2 separate regions of the Mus musculus genome follow, and region 2 is linked to region 1. A link is a loop called in an ENCODE intact Hi-C map of the cell type or tissue named here. Cell type or tissue: left cerebral cortex. All regions are shown on one strand. Links, peaks and the distances in the headings refer to the core of each region. The heading gives the core; the rest is flanking DNA. Region 1 holds the start of Mrpl46 (mitochondrial ribosomal protein L46). Region 2 overlaps Acan (aggrecan).

Region 1 (2,905 bases), core at 316-2,815:
TCATGTTAGGGAGATATAAGGAATAGGGAGGGAGTACTACTTTCCTGAAAACTGTTTTGTTACTTGAAGCTTGTTATTAAAATGCAAAGCAAAAGACAGGCAACTGTCCTTCATTTGGAAGTGAGAATTCCTGTCTCTCGCTCCCTTGTGGTTGGCCCAGGAGGTCACAAACCTGTTTCCCGAGCTCCAGGTCTGAACTGTAGGAATGCCTGCTCCCACATATCTTCTAAGTCTTGTGCGAGCGTAATGCCCTGCTCTTGTTCCTCATCATAAAGGTCAGCTTTCTTCTTTGCCAGTCGCTGAGCTTCATCCAGAGCACGGAGCTCATGGTCTGAATACAGGCTTCTCTCTACCTCGATCTGGGAAAGGGAAAAGGAAAAGGAAGAAGAAAAAAAACAAAGCTTCTGTGACCTTGACAGGCTCAGACGTACAACTCTTAACACAATCAGAAATAGAATGAAACACTATACAGATTTAAAAAAAAAAAGCCCACTGGATTGTAAGTAGGCAGTAGGAGAACTTCATTAAGACTGTCAAGGAGAACAGAGGGCACTGAAGACCCACTTCCCACACACTAGGTCTACTCGTCTCTGATCAGCATCTATTCAAGGACTTTCCTGCCATGAAGACTTTCCAACATCCTTCTTCCTAGTCTCTCTTTCTCCTCATGCCATTTCTTCCAGATTTCTATCCATCCTTCTTATTTCAACTCAAATACCTCTTTCTCAGAAAGATATTCCTGGATACTTCTCAGGAAAATAAAACCTATGTGGTCCTGTGTAAAACTCTTCTAGTACTCTATGTTTTCCTTAATAGCACTTACCAAAGTCTATAATTAGTCATAAGACTGGTTACTGATTGTATCCCTAATTCCAGTACCTGGAAACTCTCTGCGAAGCAGAGCGATGTGCCTGTCACATCCACAACTGCCTATCACTTTGCACACAGACGCACAGTATTGGCTACGAATACCTTTATGGTGAAAGAAAAAGGACTACCAAAAAAAAAAAAAAAAGTCAAGTGAGTGAATACATTGAGCAAAAAGCACTGACGGGAGTTTCCATTAGTATTCTCCAGACAAAAGCCTTTTGGAGTCTAGGGATACGGAAGACCTTCCATCACTATCTCCTGACCCAACAGCAACAACACTTGGGTTTTTTGTCTTTCACAGAAATTGCTCCCTGAGGTAAAGCAAACTTTACCGCATTATCTTAAGGATGTGCCCACAGTCACCACGACTTTCGTCCTAACATCACAAACACTTCTCTATAGTCTGAGAGCTCCTAAGTTAAAGGGAGTGATTCCTGTTTGCCCCCGGATCCCTACAGTATTGAATGAACAAGAAGGAAGCTATCCACACCGAATGATCAAGAGAAAACAAGCCAACTAAACTCTTTCAACACCTGCTATATCCTAACCCAACTCAGTACGGTAACTTCATCTTGCAGATGTCACTAAAGGTCGAGAAATGAAACGTTTGCTCAAGGTCACACGAAGTACCAGAGTCTCCATGGAAATCAAGACCTCCTTGATACTGTTGCTTCCCTCCGCCGCACCAGGAAGCCCGTGACTGCCTTACCTGCTGTAATAGACCCGCCATCTCTTCCTGCAATGGAGTGAGCGCCTTGGTGATCAGCGGTGGCCGCTGCAGACACAAGGCGCCCGACAAGCGCCATGGAGACCGGCTGCTTGAGGACGCAGCCTCAAGGGACAAGCCACGAGAACTACCTGCCCAGAACCTGTCAAGCTGCCGCCAGCCTCTAGCCAGCCCTAAAAGAGTACGCCCTACGGGCGCCGCCATCTTTCTGTCTTCCCACAAGGTACCGCGGCGCCCGGCAGAGCCCTCAGCCAACCCCAGGTTCCCATGAGGCAACGCGGGCCGGCGAGGGGCGGGTTTACCGAGTGGAATGAACCATTCCCTTTGGGGGAGGTAGGTGAAATTCTAGTGTTAGACCACTAGAAAGGGGAAAGTTCCTACATAAATGGTTTTATAGAGCTTTAAATTTGAAGAAAAAATACTTACAGGACTATTTAAGAGCAATCAGGTGATTTCCTGTCTGTGAGCACCCCCACAGAGGCTCATGGTGCTGGCTCGAGCTAAGCCAAGCGCCGCGGAGGGTCAATTTCAGTCATGCAGGTTTTAAGAAACTCCGGGTCGTGGCTCCTGCGGTCCTGGGCTGGACATGGAATGACCAGGTAAGGATTACTCTTTCGAACCCACTGTCACTCTCGAGCCTGCCCGCCTACCTTCCTTCCAGACCTATGTGCCACTTGAACCCCCCAAAATACCGTTAATCCAGTCCCTCATCGTACTCTCTCTCTCTCTCTCTTTTTTTGCCCCCCAGGTTTGTGGGCATTGCCCCAGCTAAGAATATCCACACCGGAGCCCCGAGATTAGAAGACTCAGCTGCCAGGCAGAACACTGAAAGGGAAGCGGCTCCAAGTCGCTTCAGGTGAGGGTAAGTGGATGCAGCGCTCTGGAAAGTTGCATCCTGTGACTTCTGCCCGACACCGTCCAAAATCATAGAAAAAGTTAATTCCTGGCTGTCATTTGCCATCTGTGGGAGCTTGTGCAAATCAGCACACTATACGTGGAGATAATGCTTAGAGGGGTTGTTGGGAAAATAGAGGGATGAGCAGGGGCATAAGGTAGCTGTTCAATTAGCAACTGTTAGCTAAGTGTCCAATGTATATAAATACCAGCTTTCTTTTCCTTGTGAGATAAGCTTTAGATCCGACTAGCAGCTTTCTCTGCCTCCAACATAAAATGTCTTGAAGAACCACACTAACTGCACATCTAGATTGTGCCTTTCTTAATTTCGTGCCTAGCCCTGGGACCTGGCATCCTGCAGCATCCCACTAGTAGAAATACTTAATATGCAGGCGGTATATATGTTCACTTACC
Region 2 (2,905 bases), core at 202-2,701, 300 kb after region 1:
GACCTGGGTCTGAGTCTTGACAGAGCTGCTAAAAAAGGAATTCAGAATGAGAGAATGAGCTACACTTTCAATGATGTGATCTGATGAAGTCCCTGCCTCCAACTATGGACCATATTCACACGTATGCACACAAACACACAGGCACATACATACAGAGACATACACACAAAGACAGACTGACACACATGCACATGCGTGCATGCAGTCACACATCACAGAGAGAGACAGAAACACACAGACACACACACACAGAGACAGAGAGAGAGACAGAGACAGAGACAGAGACAGAGATATGAAAAGCAGGAACCTGCAGCTTTTCCTGGTCAAGCTTCTAACAATTGATCAATCCCTGGCACACAAGGATCCTTGAGGCTTTCTGCTGGGCCATCCCCGTGCTTCTGAGCTCCCACTGCTGTCCATCTCAGGCCTTCCTCTCATCTCCCCATCCTCAACACCCTTCATGTACCATCCCTTCCCACGGCCTCGCTTTCCTTCCCATTGAGAAAGGTCTCTCTGTCCACGAGTGAGCGTGGGCTGGCAAAGTCAGTATCCTCACATAAAAGCCTCACTGAGTCTCTGAGAGGCTTGGAACCCAGACAGAATGGAATTGCTCCCTATTTTTCTTTACAACTGAGAAAACACACACAAACACAAGAGCATATTTATTGCGATAATTCTATCCCAAAGTTTTTAAGAAGAAGAAATAAAATTAGTCTTGCTGCCTACTCCGCACCAGCCCCCTCCCTTTCATTCCTTCACATTTCCTGGTCTAAGCCAGGGAGAAAAACAGAGCCAGCCCAAACCCCACAGAGCACCATTGCATCCCAGACAATGTCCAGCTTGTTCAGAGAGCGAGGGAAGAAACACAACTCCGAAACATACACAAGACTTCCAAGTGAAGGGTGTTCTGAGGGAGGAACAGGCTAGCTTTGTGTCTGGGTCTTGGGTAAAGGTCCCTCTGCAAACACACCTCAGGCTGATCTTCCTTGACCCTCCAGGAAACCATTTCCTAGCCCTGACTGGTTCACTGATCTTGAACAAGAACCCCTCTCCAACTCTGTGTCTCCTCAAAGTGCCAGACCTGGGGCCCCAGAAATTTATTTTTTTAAGTTAGTATCTAAGTCATAAAATCCCTAAGGAGAAGCAAGGGGCCATTTCTCAGAACTGTGGAACTTTCCAGACTTCCTACAGCACAAGGGGTCATGTGCCTCTATGCCCTCAGCCGCACAGACAGGCCTTTCATTTCTCAGGCCTGGGTCGAGGACTGATGGTCAAAAATGCCAAGCTCCAGAGACAGGAAAGGGTCCCCTTGTCCTGGGCCCAGACTGTTCCTCCCCAGGAACCCCTGGATGGAAATGTCAGTGTCTCCCCTCCCCACAATCTTGATGCTCCTACGGGTGCTGCGCCCTGATCCCTGCGCTGGCCCAGCCTATGGTGACTAAACAGAGAGCGACACCTGCTGGACGGTTGGACTCCAACAGAGCTGAGGCTGGGATCTGGAGGCCAGGGGGAAGGGTGCTGTCTCCATGAAGGATGCTCTCTGTGGCTGCAGATCCCATCTGTCCTCTACCACTGCCCCATCCCCAAGGCTTCCTTTATTATTCTTAGACCAAAAGTAAATGCTGTTGCTGCTGCTGCTGCTGCTGCTGCTGCATGTGGGGCATGGTGTCACACAGTGCAGGTCTCAGAAGGTGTGTGAGTGGCATGGTTGTGTACCCTCCAGGGCAGTGGTACCATGAGGTCCAGATTGTTTCCACATACAGCTGGCTGAAGGCCACTGCTCCAGATGATGGCTTGATAAATTCAGTTATGCTTGCTGGCTGGAGTTGGGGATCCCTACTGTTCAAGGGAGAGCTTTAAGTGGTGGTTGCAACAGATCTGTCATTACCAAGCCTCATGTACTATATACATAATTATGTTCCCCATACTTTCATATGATTGGCATGCAGTCGATTGGTTTGCACATGTGTGCTCCACTACTGACCAATCATTTCATTTCAGCAGAAGATATGCCCTTGCATGACTCTGTGTGTGTGTGCGGGGGAGGGGGGGGAGAGGGAGAGAATAAAGTCAATACAAGTGGAGGCTGTGGGTCCCCAGAGTTGCAGAGACTCAAAAAGAGGCCAGAGCACCTGGCTACACATCTTCAGTTTGAAACTCCACATGTTCAAACCCCAGAAAAAGCTGATGCTTCAGGTCAAGTCCAAAAGGGAGGAGAAAATCAGTTGGAAAGCCATGAGGGGAGAAGTCTCTCTCCCTCTAGAAAGGGTCCTTTTTATGTTAAAGCCTTCAGGTGGTTGGCTGTGACCCACCCACACTGCAGAGGGGAGGCCCTCTAGGTCTACAGATTCTGGGGTTTATGCAAAACCCCTCACAGTGTATAAACCTGAGCATCTATGGTCCACCTGGCACATATCAGTAGCTATCACTGGGATTCATTAGGACGAGCCTCCACTGGAAGATGGGAGAACCAATGTACCAACCACCTTGGAACTAATCTAAGAAAGGATGACGGTTTCTGAGGAAAGGAGCCTTAGTGGAAACACTGTCCAAATCATGGCAACCCACCTGCTGTTCAATGTGATTTCAGAGCTTTGGCCATGAATTTTATCACGGCATCTCTTCCGTAACTATCCTGTGCCTAAACTGTCTGCTATCTCTTCCAGCTGAACTATGACCACTTTACTCTTGGTCTTTGTGACTCTGAGGGTCATCGCTGCAGTGATCTCAGAAGAAGTTCCAGGTGAGAACAGTTCTATGCATGACTCCTTTATTCAGTGGGTACTGGGTTCCGAATACAGGGTACAAGTTCGTTTTGGGATACTGTCCCTGCTGCCCCTTCTTTTGGCCTTTTCTTGGCCCTTTCTAGATGTAGTAGGAACACACACACACACACACACACACA

Evidence for each region. A loop is a pair of places that touch in the nucleus more often than their neighbours do. Peaks named below come from ENCODE experiments on the same cell type or tissue, not always from the same donor. Only the 100,000 strongest peaks of a DNase experiment are listed, where the experiment ranks them.
Region 2: it touches region 1 in a loop (4-fold over the local background); 15 of 42 quality-filtered maps call a loop at or near these places.

Annotation. Positions count from the first base shown.
Region 1 is chr7:78,781,228-78,784,132 of GRCm38, forward strand. Mrpl46 (mitochondrial ribosomal protein L46) reads right to left here and starts at 1,862. Exons shown (of 4, transcript NM_023331.2): 1 at 1,580-1,862; 2 at 173-359. The coding sequence starts at 1,801. Mrps11 (mitochondrial ribosomal protein S11) reads left to right here and starts at 1,904. Exons shown (of 6, transcript NM_026498.2): 1 at 1,904-2,196; 2 at 2,346-2,453. The coding sequence starts at 2,132. In left cerebral cortex, for the core only: a CTCF peak has its summit at 1,813; a DNase peak (open chromatin) is centred at 1,860; H3K4me3 peaks cover 1,880 bases; H3K27ac peaks cover 1,110 bases.
Region 2 is chr7:79,079,522-79,082,426 of GRCm38, forward strand. Acan (aggrecan) reads left to right here. Exons shown (of 18, transcript NM_001361500.1): 2 at 2,667-2,743. The coding sequence starts at 2,674. Among named protein-coding and RNA genes, the nearest start is that of Gm26633, 28 kb to the left of the region's middle. In left cerebral cortex, for the core only: a CTCF peak has its summit at 1,459 (motif pointing left); a DNase peak (open chromatin) is centred at 1,454.